Regions from separate parts of the Homo sapiens genome. Here region 1 is linked to region 2. A link is an interaction called in ENCODE POLR2A ChIA-PET data of the cell type or tissue named here. Cell type or tissue: HepG2. All regions are shown on one strand.

Region 1 (8,000 bases), 230 kb after region 2:
AAGCTGTTTAGTCAAGGAATGAGGTCAAGATCACTTCACTAGTTAGCAGATAAAGCAGAACCAGATTCCTGAGAGAATGTATCATCATGGTTACTTTGATAATATGGTACTTACTGTGTTCCAAACACCGTTAGCAGCTCTTTACAAATATTAAATCATTTAATATTTATAACACTCTTATGAGGCAGGTATTATTCTTTTCCGCCCAATTTTACAGATAAGAAAACTGAGTCACAGAGAATAAGTAATTTTCCCATTGACACATAACTACTAAATGGGTTTTTAACTTAAGTCATAGTTTCTTAGAAATTTTTGGAAGGAATAAAATTATTCATGTGAAGTTCTTAGAACAGGCTTCAGATAAGTGTAAGATATTATCGTGGTTACTTTTACTACATGTCGTAGTGGAAAGAAAATAGATTTTGAAGTCAGACACCTGAGTTCCAATTCAGGCTCTGCCACTAATTGGTTGTAGTCTCTCAGAGTCTCAGTTTCCTCATTTGCGAAATGACTATGATAATATTTTATAGGGCATTATGGAGATGAAATGAGATAATCTGTGTAAAGTATCTAATGTGTAAAGTATCTAATGCAATGTCTTGTACACAGAAGATGCTGTATTAGTTTCCTATTGCAGTTATAACAAATTACCACAAAGTTAGTGGCCAAAACAACACAAATTAGTTATTTTATAGTTCTGGAAATCAGAAGTCCGAAGCGAGTCTTACGGGGCCAAAAACAGAGTGTCAGCATGCCTGGTTCCTTCTGGAAGCTCAAGAAAAGAAACCATTCCTTGTCTCTTCCAACTTCTTGTGGCTGTTTATATTCCTTTCCTTGTCTCCTTATCATTCCAATCAATGCTTCCATCATCATATTGCTTCCTTCTCGTCTTTCTGGTAATACCTTCTTTTGCCTCCTTCTAATAGGGATATTTGTGATTGCATTTGGGTTCAATTGAATAATCCAGCCCAATTTTTACATTTCAAGATATTTAACTTAATGACATCTGCAAAGTCCCTTTTGCCATATAAGGCAACATCTTCCCAGGTTTCACAGGACTTGGAGATCATTGGGAGACCATTATTCAGCCTACCACAGATGCTGATTTGGTTTGGCTCTGTGTCCTCGCCCAAGTCTCATCTTGAATTGTATTCTCATAATTCCCATGTGTTCTGGGAGTGACCCAGTGGGAAATAATTGAATCATGCAGGTGGTTTCCTCTATACAGTTCTAGTGGTAGTCAATACGTCTCTTGAGATCTGATGGTTTTATAAGGGGTTTCTGCTTTTGTTTCTGCCTCATTCTCTCTTACTGCCACCATGTAAGAAGTGCCTTTTTTCTTCTACAATGGTTGTGAGGCCTCTCCAGCCACATGCAACTGTAAGTCCACTAAACCTATCTTTCTTTACAGTCTCATGTGTGTCTTTATCAGAAGTGTGAAAATGGACTAATACAGATGCTTAATCTTCGTACTGTTGGAACCCAGTTCTTCTCAATACAGGGATACATTCTTTACATTTCACTTCTTCATATCAACTTTGCATGGGCACTATTTATAAAGAATTTAAAAACAATAATGAAATGAAAAGTCAGTCTGCATCTTAATATCCCTGTACAGCAAAAATTATAAACAACATTAATGATGAAATATTCCTCCCTGCCAGGCAGACCTCTCTCACTGCATTCCCTACCTGCCTCCCACTCCCATTTGTACATCACTATTTAGGAACGACTGTGAAGTCATGGGATTCAGAGTTATTTGGGTATAGTGCTATCTTCTCTCCTCTACTTACTCCACCATCATTAATTCCTGGACTCAAGTTTCCTTTTATAACTTAATAACACTTATCCAAGGGCCCTGAAGGCTACTTTGAGGCTAACAGGCGTGTGTTATGGATATTTTCTTCTACTATGTTAGAAAGCAATCTCCTATTTTCTTTAGAAATGTTCTCACAAGTAAGAGGTTTGTTTGGTGGATGGATTCATAGCTTCCCATAGCCTTTAATTTAGAATAAAAGAAATTATTCTTTATTGCCAGGAAATCAGGCAGAGATTACCTGGTGGGAGGGTACATAAATTACTGTTAGGACAAACAGAAAATGAAGATATAATTAGAAGATGAAGGAAAGATGCAAAGAAGGGCTTATGTGATCCATCTGTGATCTGTGCACCTACAGCTGAAATTCAGGTTATAAAGGGAGATATAGAACTAGAGATTGAGAGCTGGGAGAGATCTCACAGACCATTCATAATAAAGCTATCGTTTTTACATCAGAGAACTTGAGGCCCAGAAGGAGAAAGATCTGTCCAAGCTCCTGCAATAAGCCAGGGATAGAAATGTCTTTTCTTATGTTTTAAGAGGCAGATATTCTTGGTATGAGACTGCTCCCCTCCTCCACCCATTTTTCTCTCTTTCTTACCCTTGTCCTTGAATTGATTTTAAAATGTTATTCTCTGGGTATATAAATGCCATATTACCTTATTTGGCTATCCATTGGCATTCTCTCTATTGAGTCAGAGACTACGTAATAGAAGGAGTTACATTGTTATTCATAACATAATTTGTAGCAACTTGTCTCAGTTGATTGGAACAAATCATTATCTACATGCAAATAGACTTTGGGGGCCAGAATTGTGGCTCAACACTCACTGAGGGCTAGGTAGTTTGAACCTGTTACAGGGTCTCAGACCATATCCCTATCTTGGACATTCTTTTGAAGAAAGCCTTTAATTGACTTAATTAGACAGGGTAAATATGTATAAATCCATTCCTGCACTTGGGAGGACAATTGGGTGTTTACATTAGGTTGCTGATGGCCTCTTAGTTCTAGCTGTGGAGATGAAGGAAGATTGTCAGTATCCTGGGGACATATTAATATTAGCATCTGACATACTGCTGGATGTTTCCATTGCTTAACCACCTAATCCTTGTAGATAATCCAGGTTCCTGAGTATATGGTTATACCATAGCAAAATAGTTACCATTGTGCTCACTGTGCTCAACAAGGCTGGTCTGAGGTATGTGGTCTGGGAGGTAGCAGTATGAGTAGGTTGCTGGCAGCTCCAGATTTACAGTCTGGCTCTGGATCTATATCTTCTCCCATGTTGTTCATTCCACATCTATCTTACAAAAACCAATCGATGCCTAATTCTTAACCCTTGTTTACCTACTTCTTTTGCCTGATTTCTTGGCCCTTTATTGCCTTGCCTCTAGGCCCAGTGTTTTGGCGGCTGAGGCCTGACTTCGCAAGCTTTCAAGCCTGTGGGTCTCCTGGTCTTCCACACTTGAATGAGAGCCACTCTGCTGATATGTTTTCTGCTTATATATTTTATAGACTGAGCTGCTATGTAAGATTGTTTTTTCAGACTGGGGAGGAGGGAGAGTGCATGTTTCACTGTCAAAGACCATTTTGAATATCACTGGCCTATATGGTGTGTAAGGGATCTTATCTGATTCTGTTTTAGGTATGTAGTAGAGCCCCAAATGTTAGCATATTTAATATTTTTGGGGCGGTCCTTTTGCTAAGATCCTCCATATCAGACTTAGGGGATCAATTTCTGGCAGCATTTGGGAATAATAAAGGTATTGTTCCTTGAGGGCCTGTAGAGACACATTTCAAGCATTTTCACATTATTTTGTTGCAGAGCTTTTAAAAGTATCCTGAGTTAGGACGGCACAGAATGTTTACATTAGGCAAAAACCAGTAGTAAGATTAGGTGCATTTGTGAAAGCCAAGCCATTCAACATGCTGGCTGTTTTTATTTACAAGTCACAAAATGGCATTAATACACAGAAGGTTGATAATAGTGGTGTCAGAAATGATCACAGAACCTAACAATCAAATGACAATAAGAACATTAAAGTTCATGAGCTAGTGGAGGTTGAATACATTGAAAGCTTACTCTGTTTAAAGAGGGATATTAGGTATAATCATTTTGCTCTTTAAAAATCAATAGTCTAAATACCACAAGTTTCACAGTCTGTTTGCTTGGGTGGAGTCAGTGGAAATTGAACACAATTCTCGGAAATGCTTTTAGTAGGTGATAGTTGGTGTAGGAGGGAAAATTGTGGTGGGAAAATGTCAGAGGGAAAAAAAGATGTTTTTAAAGGCTTTATAAGTAATTCACTCTTAAAAGAAATTTGCATTTTATAAAACATCTTCACCAATACATGACATGATATGCTACATCTACTTTATAGATCAACTCTGTATTATTTTGGTCAATGAGCTAGTTGGAGCGGGTGAAATGCAGTCAAAGCAAGGAAATTAAATTATTTAGGTGTCTGACTTTATATTGCAATTTCAAAAGTGATTTCACCCTTAAATCTTTGTAGAAGTCAGAGATGTTCTCTAAAAATTTGTATTGCTGATTTTCAAAATGACAAAGCTTTGGAGGCAAAGATACTAAGTGGCACTGATTGAAACATTTGGAGACTATTGTATTCATTTAAAAGTTTGAATAATAGAGTTTTTTTAATTGAAATTCTATCACTTTTAAGTATACTTAATGGTACTGTTTATTCTTTCACTTATTTAACAGATTTTTGCATCTACATGCCAGACACTTTTCTAAATGCTAGGGATATAGCAGTGAACAAAACAGAGAAAATCTTCTATCAGGCTTATATTCTAGTGAAGGGAGACAGACAAAAACAAATAATTGAAATATGAAATACAATGTAAAATTATAAATATTAAACAAATTTAGCTTAATAGGGATCCCTAGAGGAGCTGCCTTAGTAAGTAGCTAATGATCTATAATTTTCATAATCATTTGCATATGTGTTATTGGTGAACAACGGACTGTTTCTAATAGTTGGTGGTTAAGAAATATAAATATGCACTTTGAAATTTTTTCTATGTTAATTTGCATACCAAACTTCTTTTTCAAATGATCAGATTTTCACATTATTATGGTTTGAATTAATGAGGTTCTCTTACAGACCAGTCTATAGAATTTATATTTGTCTTTTGTTTCACAGTATATTAAGGAGAAATTTTAACTCTCGATCTTGGCATTAGATCAAAGGTGAAATCTTTAAAACATGTAAATAGTTTCTTCAGTTTGCTAAACAAAAAACAAAAGCAAATGTAATTTAGAGAAGGCTTTAGAAGATACATATTAGTACTGAGATTAGAAGAGACAAAAATCAATTGCTTCTGTTGACTTTTAATCAAAGGCCAGAAGAGAATAGTCTTCTTTATGTACAAATAAACCTTTCAAGTCTTTCTTCTGAAGTCTCTTTGTTTATCCCATAGCCACTGACTGAGCATGCACTATCTGCAAAGCACTGTGCCAGAGAAGTGTGTGTGTGTATGTGTGTGTGTGTGTGTGTGTGTGAGAGAGAGAGAGAGAAAGAGAGATTAAGAGGGCAAGAGAAGGGACTGAATGAAGGAGGAAAGGAATAAAGTGTGTGTGAGTTGAAACAGTTTTCAGTATAGAGGAATGCGTAGGTAAATAGGATAAAAATATTAAAATGGGTTCCCTGTAAAAAAAATTTAAAATAAAGTTTTATGTGGGTTCAAGGAAGAGAGTTGTTATTTCTGCCTGGAAGGACTGGAGAAAGTTTCATACAGGAAGATGTCTGGATTTGCTTATCTTTTCTTTGATATCATATTAAGTTGAGACTAGGGACTTGTTTATGATAATTTGATAAATACTAAAATGTCCACCTGCAAAAAAATTTATCCCTTCTTGACCCTGCTATAGGGCTCTAAATTCCCATTGTTACCTGATTCTTTGGAAGCTAGTTATAGCCCAATTGTGGTTAGATCAATGGGAATAGCATTTAAAACTATTTGGCCCCCATTAATGCCTTAGTTGGGATTTGTTTCTCAAATAAACCATGAAGAAAAGTTTTTTGAGGGAATAGGAGACAGAACTTGGAGGTTCTACTTGTCAGGGTGGTGGAAAAAGGGGGTCAGGAATGGTCTAGAATGGTAGGCTAGAAGAAGGGTCTTGGCCCGGGTAGGCAGATGGCTGCATGCGTTTTCTGGGTACTTGTTGCTGAGGAATACAGAAAGACAAAAGGCAAACTTAGAACTTTACCTGAACACCCAATCCCCTTCCAATGTTCTCTATCTCAGTGAATGTCAACTTAATCCATCCACTCATGCAACCGAACAGCTGGTGGTAGCTACAGGCTGGAACCTGACGTGCCCTTTTCTTTCTTTCTCTACTCAGCCATGAAGGAGACACTGGTTAGAAGCTTAAGACATGGCTGAAAACAGCTGAAGTCTCTTTTTTAATATATTGTTATGGCAGCTAAAAGTCAATATTGCATGCAAGAAAATTGTAGAATGAAGATTCTTTATGAGTGTCGTTTTACAGCTCCATATTACTGTGGTAAACCTCAGAAACACTCATTGGCTCCAGAAAGTTTTTGATTCTAAGAGAGATTCAGGGTATCCTAAGCATCATTTTTTACTTCTCTCTCAAAGGGAATCAAGACTGTTTTAAGAAATGATGATGGTCATTTACGTTTTATGAAGCAAAATGTTTTTATTATTATTATTATGCTAAATTTTTGTGAGTACATAGTAGTTATATATATTTACGGGGTGCATGAGATATTTTGATATAAGCATGCAATGTGAAATAAGCACATCATGGAGAATGGGCTGTCTATCTCATCAAGTGTTTATCCTTTGAGTTACAAACAATGCAAATGCATTCTTTATTTTAAAATACACAATTAAGTTATTATTGACTATATTCACCCTACTGTGCTATCAATTGTAGGTCTTATTCATTCTTTCTAACTATTATTTTGTACCCATTAACTATCCCCATCTCCCTCCCCAGCCTTCCACTACCCTTCCCAGCCTCTGGTAACCATCCTTCCACTCTCTATATCCATAAGTTCAACTCTTTCAATTTTTATTAGAACTGATAAACAAATTTAGTAAAATTGCAGGATACAAAAAGCAACATACAAAAATTAGTAGAATTTCTATGTACCAACAGTGAACAGTGTGATAAATAAAAATATAATTCCATTTACAGTAGCCACATATGAAATTAAATACCTAAGAAATAACCAAATAAGTGAAAGATCTCTACAATGAAAACTATAAAACATTGATGAAGGAGTTGGAAGAGGACACTAAAAACATTTTCTCTATTCTGTTCCACTGATCTATGTACCTGGTTTTATGCCAGTACCATGCTGTTTTGGTTACAATAGCACTGTAGTATAATGTGAAGTCAGGTATTGTAAAAAGTCAGTTTTGTTCTTTTTGCTTAGGGTAGCTTTGGCTGTTCTGAGGTTTTGTGGTTCCATATACATTTTAGAATTGTTTTTTCCATTTTTGTGAATGTCATTGGTATTTTGATAAGGATTGCATTGAATCCGTAGATCGCTTTGTGTAGTATGAACGTTTTAACAGTATTGATTTTTCTAATCCGTGAACATGGAATATTTTTCCATTTTTGGTGTCCTCTTCAATTTCCTTTATCAGTGTTTTATAGTTTTTATTATAGATAGCTTTCACTTCCTTGGTTAATTGCTAGGTATTTATTTTATGTGTGGCTATTGTAAATGGGATTGCTGCTTTTGATTTATTTTTCAGATTGTTCACTGTTGGCATATAGAAATGCTACTGAGTTTTGTATGTTCATTTTGTATCCTACGACTTTATTGAATTTGTTTATTAGTTCTAATAGTTGTCATGTGTAGTCTTTAGGTTTTTCCAAATATAAGATTATATCATTAGCAAACAAGGATAATTTGACTTCTTCCTTTTCAATTTGGATGCCCTTTATATCTTTCTCTTGTCTGACTGCTGAGGCTAGGACTTCCAGTACTATGTTGAGTATCAGTGGTGAAAGTGGGCATTGTTGTAGATCTTAGAGGAAAGGCTTTCAGTTTTTCCCCATTTAGTATGATACTGGGTGTGGGTCTGTCATATATGGCTTTTATTTTGTTGAGGTATGTTCCTTCTTTCCCCAGGTTTTTGAGTGTGTTTACTATGAAGCCATGTTGAACTTTATCACAT
Region 2 (8,000 bases):
TCACCTGAAACATTCATCATTTCTCTATGTTGGGAATATTCAAATCTCTTCTTCTAGGTATTTAGAAATATACAATAAATTATTGTCAACTATAGTCACCCTATTGTGCCACTGATCACCAGAAATTACTCCTTCTATTCAACTGTGTGTTTGTACCTATTAACCAACCCCCCTCATCCCTCCTCTGCTTCCTTGCCTCTGGTAACATTCTACCTTTTACCTCCATGAGATCAACTTTTCTAGCTCCTGTATATGAATGAAAACATGTCATTGAATCATTTTTCTTAATCCACATTGCCAATCTGTGTCTTTTAATTGGTGAGTTTAACTCATTTACATTTAAAGTGATTATTGATATGGAAGGACTCATTTCTGTCATTTTGCTATTTGTTTTCTATATTGCTTATATAACTTCTGTTCTGCAATTTCTCCAATTCTGCCTTCTTTTCTGTATTTTTCCTATTATACCCTTTGATGCCCTCATCATTTCCTTTTGTATATTATTTTAGTTATTTTTTAATTGGTTACTTTGAGAATTGCAATTAAATAGTCAGTGGAGCATACAGATCTGGGGAAAGTCAGGGGTGGAGAAATAAATTTGAGAATAATTGGTGTATACATGGTATTTATATCTGTGGGGCTAGATGAGGTATTTTAAAAAAGAATATAGCCAGAGAAGAGCAGAAAATGCAGTAGCAACCCCTGAGATCTTTAAATAACCTTCCCTTTGATGGATAATTTTGAATTTTCCCCTCAAGTCTTGTGAATAGGCAACATAACTTGTCACTTGTGTATCTTCACTGGTCCTCACTGGTTCTCTCAAGCACTGAGAACTGCTTTTCTGTGTTAGCTGAGTATTAGAATGGGATGAGTCCTATTTTTTCATTTCCGAAGATTTCTTTCAATTTCTTCATTTTCTTGAAAAGTCTTTATTTGCCTATTAATTTCAAGATCATTTTCTTTCCAGCCTCTCACTGATCTCCTTAATTTTTTCCTTGAATATCATTTGTCTAGAAAAAGTGACAAATCCTCTGTTTGCATTTTGTGATTCTTTAGATGGGTCTGATGAGGACAAAGATTTGTGCTAATGAAGTCAAGGATGTGCATGTAAACCACAACACATCTTATTCTTTAGCCACAGCTTGCACTACTGATTTGACCAGCTTCCTCTCAAACGCGTATCTTTAATCACAATGGTTGAGGGAAAGTGGAGATGATTGTTATGGAGAAACAACTCTGCATTTACATTTTGTTGAAGCAAGGCCAGGATTGTTACCTTTATATCTGAATGATGCTACATTCTGACCCTTAAAACATAGTCTCTGTTTGTAGGAGGAAATTGGGTTATGGATAACCATGCCATGCATACACTGAAAGTTTTAAAATATATATAATAATAAAAGCTAATTGAACATAGCTGCCACTTGCTTTTTGCCTGATGTCTAATTCCTGCTATTTACTGTATGCAGTCTGTTTTATCCTTGCCTCTCCCAGCTGATTGTCACCTGAAAAACAGATCTCTCACTGTTTGACTTTTATATCTGAGAATCAGAGAATTGGCAAGTTGATATTCTGAAATCCCCATTAGAAAAAGCAGAATGGGGAAGGTGGGAGGCAGTGCTTGAGAGTGGAGCAGAAGCATTTCCCAACATAGTTGCAATATCATGTGAGCAATGTGGATAACATGACTCCTAAATTTTGAATGGGGCCTTTGGAGAAAACTTAGTCTTCCTTGTACTATTCCCTTCATCCTGCCTTCTGTCTCTGCCAAATTTATAGAAGCTGGAAAACATATTTTCCAAACTAATTGAGTTTCTAATCACCTCACCAGGGCAACCCCATCATTGCCTAGACATACGCTGCATGTAGTCCTTTTGAGAACCCACGTGTTTGTTAAAGAAGTCCACATGAGTTTTCTGTGGGGTTTTAATAGCCTTCACAGAGAAGGAGTTCATATGTTATTATTAGGGTTAGGAGGGGCTCAGGGTTGACCCAGAATCCTTGTTTACTTGAGAAAGAATGGTAAATGACAATACTCATATCAGAGCTTCTTAGTCTGGGTTTTGTTGATGATCTGTGGGGAGTCTGTGAACCTTCATAAATTGAATGCAAAATATGATGTGTATGTGTATTTTTCTCCCCAGGAGACAGCATTCATAGCATTCATCAGGTTTTCAGAAAATTGCATAGCCTCCTTTGTACCTCTGTGAGCCCTTGCCTTTCTTGATTTGTTAGGTAAATCCAAATATTGCTGTATTTACTTTTTAAATTTCATGAAAATACTGTGAAAATAAATAGATTAAAATGAGATTTTAAGAAAAAGAGACATCCTCAATTAGCATTAAAACTCATAACCTGCTTGCTACTCTATCATACTGGTAACTGATGACCAACCTCAACTGTTAAGATAACTGCCAGCCCATGAAATCAACCATATTAAATGGCACACCGTGTCAATTGCAAAAGGGTGCCGCCCTGAGCTAGCTGGTGGCTGGAGACACTCTCACTGCTATTGAGTGATTGGTGTGGCAATGGCTCCAGACCAAATTATGAGGGAGAAATGAAAGAATGAATGTTGCAGTGGTTTACTACCAGGTACTGTGCTACATATTTTTATAAACTAAACTCAACTTTTGTAATCATCTTTTGAGGTAAATATTGATATCCTAATTCTATAGGCCTATAATAGTGAAATGATTTGCTCAAGGTCTTAGTCAAGTGTCAGAGCTGAAACAGAATCCTCATATTTCTGCCATTGCCTGAAGTCTTATAGGAGCCTGGCATCCAGGTATGGAAAGGGCATCCCAAGGGGTGTTTGAGCCAGACTCTGAAGTTTGAGCCTGAGAAGTAATTCACTTCCCACACCTTTAAAAGAAGTGGGTGGTCTGTGCTCTAGGGTGACTCAGTGGCTCCAGCAAGTGCAAGTCCTGTTGCTGGGGAGGCCACTGTTGTGTCCCCTTAAGTAGCTCTAAGTCTTGATTCTGTTTGTATGTCCTCTAAATAACACTGACATTAGCCTACATGGAAACTACCTCCTCAGGATTCTGAAGTGCTATACAAAGAGCTAAGAGAGAGCATTGTCTAAAGTCATATGACAGGACTGGAATTTGTCTGGTGAGCAAAGTTTCACAATCATAACACCCTTTACTCCCACAGCAAACAGAATGTTTTCTTTGTGAAGGAAGCAAGCAAATATTCCATTTTCAGAATAATGATGCTCTTTAAAGGGACAGTGCCGGAAGTTTAGCTCTTGATTTCCTTCTGTGCATTTCATGCTATCAGAGGAGAAAATGCAGGCTTCCAGATGCATATTCTTGAAAGCACTGAAAGGAAAATTTGTGTTTCTATTAGTTGAGCAGATTCATGTGGGCTTTATTAACAATCTAATAAGATGACTTTTCAAAGTGTGGTCCACAGCACCCCTGACATTAGAATCACCTTAGTGCTTATATAAAAGGTAGATTCATGGACTCCACCCTAGACCTACTAACTCAGAATCTCTTGTACTGGGGGGATGGGGCTCAGGAATACGTGTTTTTAGCTACTCCTCTGGAGATTTTTATGTACACTATATGTGTTTTTAGCTACTCCTCTGGAGATTTTTATGTACACTAAAGTCAGAAAATCACTGCATTGGAAGTTCAAACCCCATGATAAACTGAGTTAATTTTGCTATAATGACATTTGGCTAAAATGAATCTACTACTTACATTCTTGGAGAGAAAATCAAGTTAAATACAGCTTTTCTGAAGTGAATTTGCACAAAAAAAGAGTAGAAAAAATGTGGATAGGAGCTTTACTCTCTTCAAGAGCCTGAGACACTCCAGAGGTCATAACTAGTATCATATCTTAAAACAAAAAGAGGCACACTTGAAAAGACTGATATCTGCAACTATATTGGCCTAACTGGGTTGAGGCAGGCACAGATCCAGCTGCAGAGTTTAGGAGGAAGTTCACAGTACATCACGCAGTGCAGGTTAGCCCTAAACATGCAAACAGACGGTATGTCAGAGTCTAGGCCAGTAGTTTACTGTGTGTGAGTGTACATGCATGTGCGTTTCTATGTCTGTGAGATGGATTGAGGCAATTGCAATGACAAATTAGTAGTAAAGAATACAGTAAAGTCTCTCTTATATGATCAGGACTAGAGTTAACTAATCAAAAAATCAATTACATCAGGGAATTGTAAATACATATATTTAAATATCTAATTTTAACTTAAAACATTCATTTGAAAGTTTTATATACTATTTATTCTCTATCAAATACAATGCCCCCAAATATCCTGATATTAGCCATACTTCTTGTCTTCTGTCTGAAGTTGTGACTCTTCAACTGCCCCAATGGTACTGAACCCCACCGCTAGAATGACTCATATGATCGAGTATGAAAGAACAGTTTTGTTTGCAGTCCGGAGCCAAGCTTCTGTGGGGAGTTCTAGATGATAATTCTAACTAGGACAAGTGTGGGCCCTCTGTTCCCCAGAGAGGAAACAGTGTATCCATGGAGAAAGCTAATGACAAATTCCTTACCTTTTTTTGGAATACAAAGGGATAAATTTCTTTCTAATTTATCTATGATGATACACGTATATAAAAGAACAGGCAAACAAGTAAGCAAGTGAGCAGGCAGTGTTTCCAAATTAAGGGGCTTTAATCAGGAAACCACCACATGTTAGTCATTTCACTTAATGAAACTCAGTAACCTTCAACTACCTTTTTATTTATTTAACAATTTTTATATTTAATTTTTGTGGGTGAGCAGTAGGTGTGTATATTTATAAGGTACACAAGATATTTTGATGCAGGCATAGAGTGTGTAATATTCACATCAGGGTAAATGGGGTATCCATCACCTCAAGCATTTATCCTTTCTTTGTGTTACAAGCAATCCAATTACACTCTTAGTAATTTTAAAATGTACAATTAAGTTATTATTGACTATAGTCACCCTGTTGTGCTATCAAATAGTATGTCATTCATTCTTTCTATTTTTTTGGTACTCATTAACTACTCTTACCTCCACCCCAGCCTCCTATTACCCTTCCCAGCCTCTGGTAACCATTGTTCTACTCTCTATCTCCATGAGTTCAATTGTTTTCATTTTTAGCTTCCACAAACAGGTGAGAACATGTGAAGTCTGTCTTTCTCTGCATGGCTCATGTCACTTAACAAAATAGTCTCCAGTTCCATCCATGCTATTGTGAGGGAGGAGAAAGGAAAACAAACAAACAAACAACAACAACAACAACAAAAAACAGACAGTTAAGGCAGGTCCTTGGTAGAATTCTTTTAAACAGAGAAACAGCTTGAAAAATAAAGCTGCAGCTGCACAGATAAGAGAGCAAGTCCCAACATAGAAACGCCTTTGTTCTTTGTGTAATCAGCGGGCACCCAGGAAAAAGTTTCCTCCCCTTCTACGGACATGTACATGGTGGGTTCCGCACAAATTTGCACGGGTAGCGGGAGGCTTGCCTGAGAAATGCCTGTGACCGCATAGGTAAGGGCAGTCACACAGGCAGCTACACAGACAGGGGAACTTTCTAATAAAAGCTTTTGTGTTCAACTGTAAAACAGCAACCCTCTTGGACCCCCTCTCTGCTGTGGAGAGCTTTCCTCTTTTGCTTATTAAACTTTCACTCCAACCTCACTGTTGGTGTATATGCTCCTTGTTTTTCTTGGTCATGACACAAAGAACTCTGGATAACACCTCAGACAGTGAGGCTGCTTCAATTGCAAATGACAAGATCTCATTCTTTTTATGGATGAGTAGTACATATATACTCTATATTTGTAGTATATATACACGTGTGTGTGTGTGTATCTATATACATATCACATTTTCTTTATCCATTCATCTGTTGATGGGCACTTAGGTTGCTTCCAAATCTTGGCAATTGTGAATAGTGCTGTGATAGACATGGAAGTGCAGATATCACTTAGATGTACTGACTTCATTTCTTTTGGGTACATACTTAGCAGTGGGATTACTGGATTATATGGTAGATCTATTTTTAGTTTTTGAAGAAACTGTTCTCCACAGTGGTTGTACTAATTTACATTCTCACCAAGAATGTAGGAGGGTTCCCTTTTCTCCAGATTCTCACCAGAATTTGTTATTGCCTGTCTTTTGGATAAAAGCCATTTTAACTGGGATGAGATGATATCTCATCATAGTTTTGATTTGCATTTCTCTGATGATCAATGATGTCGAGCACCTTTTCATATGCCTGTTTGCCATTTGTATGTCTTCTTTTGAGAAATGTCTATTCAAATCTTTTGCCCATTTGAAAATTAGATTTTTAGATTTTTTTTCTGTAGAGTTGTTTGAGCTTCTTATATATTCTGATTATTCATCCCTTGTCACCTGGATAGCTTGCAAATATTTGTGATCCCATTTATCTATTTTTGCTTTGGTTGCCTGTGCTTTTGGGGTACTACTCTACTCAACAAATCTTTGCCCAGTCTAATGTTCTGAACCTTTCTGCCATGTTTTCTTTTATTAGTTTTGTAAATTAAGGTCTTAGATTTATGTTTTTAATCCATTTTGATTTATTTTTGTATATGGCAAGAAACAAAGGTCTAGTTTCATCCTTCTGCATATGGATACCCAGTTTTCCCAGCACCATTTATTGAAGGGACTGTCTTCTCCCCAATGTATGTTCTTGGCACCTTTGTTGAAAATGAGTTCAGTGTAGGTGTATGGATTTGTTTCTAGGTTCTCTATTCTGTTCCATTGGTCTATGTGTCTATTTTTGTGCCACTACCATGCTGTTTTTGTTACTATAGCTCTGTTTAATGCCTCTTGAGTTCAAGTGACTCTCCTGCCTCAGCCTCCAGATTAGCTGGGATTACAGGCATGCGCCACAATGCCGGGCTAATTTTTTTTTTCTTCTTTTTAGTAGAGACGGGGTTTCTCCATGTTGGTCAGGCTGGTCCCGACCTCAGGTGATCTGCCCACTTCAGCCTCCCAAATGCTGAGATTAAGGCGTGAGCCCCTGCGTCTGGCCCTAATTATTAAATATCTTTAGGTAGTCTTCTTTGGGCTGAATCTGCTTGGTGTTCCATAACATTCTTGTACTTGAATATTGATGTCTTACTCTAGGTTTGGGAACTTCACTGTTATTATCCCTTTGAATAAACTTTCTACCCCTATCTTTCTCTCTACCTCCTCTTTATGTCCAATAACTCTTAGAGTTGCTGTTTTCAATCTATTTTCTGGATCTTGCAGGTGTGCTTCATTCTTTTTTTTTTGTCTCCTCTGAATGTATTTTCAAATAGCTTGTCTTCAAGCCCACTAATTCTTTCTTCTTCTTGATGAGTTCTGTTTTTGTGACTCTGATGCATTCTTCAGTATGTCAGTTGCATTTCTCAACTCGAGAATTTGTTTGATTCTTTTAAATTTTTTCAGTCTGTTTGTTAAATTTAACTGATAGGTTCCTCAATTACTACTCTGTATTATCTTGAATTTCTTTGAGTTTCCTCAAAACGGCTATTTCAAATTATCTGTCTGAAATGTTATGTATCTCTGTCTCTCCATGATTGGTCTCTGGTGACTTATTTTGTTCATTTTGTAAGGTCATGTTTTCCTGGATGGTCTTGATGCATGTGGATGTTTGTTAGTGTTTGGGCACTGAAGATTTACCTATTGATTTTAATCTTCATGACAAGTCTAGGCTTGTTTGTACCTATCCTTCTTAGGAAGACTTTCCAGGTACTGAAATGGACTTTGGTGGTTGTAATATACATTTCTGGTCTCTGCAGCTGGAACTGTATTGGGAGCTATCTCAAGCTCAGCAATGCTGTGGCTCTTGTAGACTCACAGGTGTACCCACCTTTGTGGTCTTGGATAAGATTTGGAAGAATTCTCTGGGTTACCAGCCAGAGACTCTTGTTCTCTTCCCTTATTTCTCCCAGATTTTCTCTCTCTGTGCTGCACTGCCTGGAGCTGTGGATGGGGTGACACAAGCACCCCTGTGGCCACCACCACTGGGACTATGG

What was found. ChIA-PET counts read pairs that join two places held together with the same protein. Peaks named below come from ENCODE experiments on the same cell type or tissue, not always from the same donor. Only the 100,000 strongest peaks of a DNase experiment are listed, where the experiment ranks them.
Region 1: POLR2A ChIA-PET joins it to region 2 with 8 read pairs; 1 of 35 experiments calls an interaction of 5 or more read pairs at or near these places.

Annotation. Positions count from the first base shown.
Region 1 is chrX:121,240,739-121,248,738 of GRCh38, forward strand. No RefSeq gene overlaps it. Among named protein-coding and RNA genes, the nearest start is that of MIR3672, 130 kb to the right of the region's middle. In HepG2, no CTCF peak of the experiment used is centred here; DNase peaks (open chromatin) are centred at 3,993 and 5,253.
Region 2 is chrX:121,006,027-121,014,026 of GRCh38, forward strand. No RefSeq gene overlaps it. Among named protein-coding and RNA genes, the nearest start is that of CT47A1, 24 kb to the left of the region's middle. In HepG2, no CTCF peak of the experiment used is centred here; DNase peaks (open chromatin) are centred at 3,125, 4,405 and 5,415.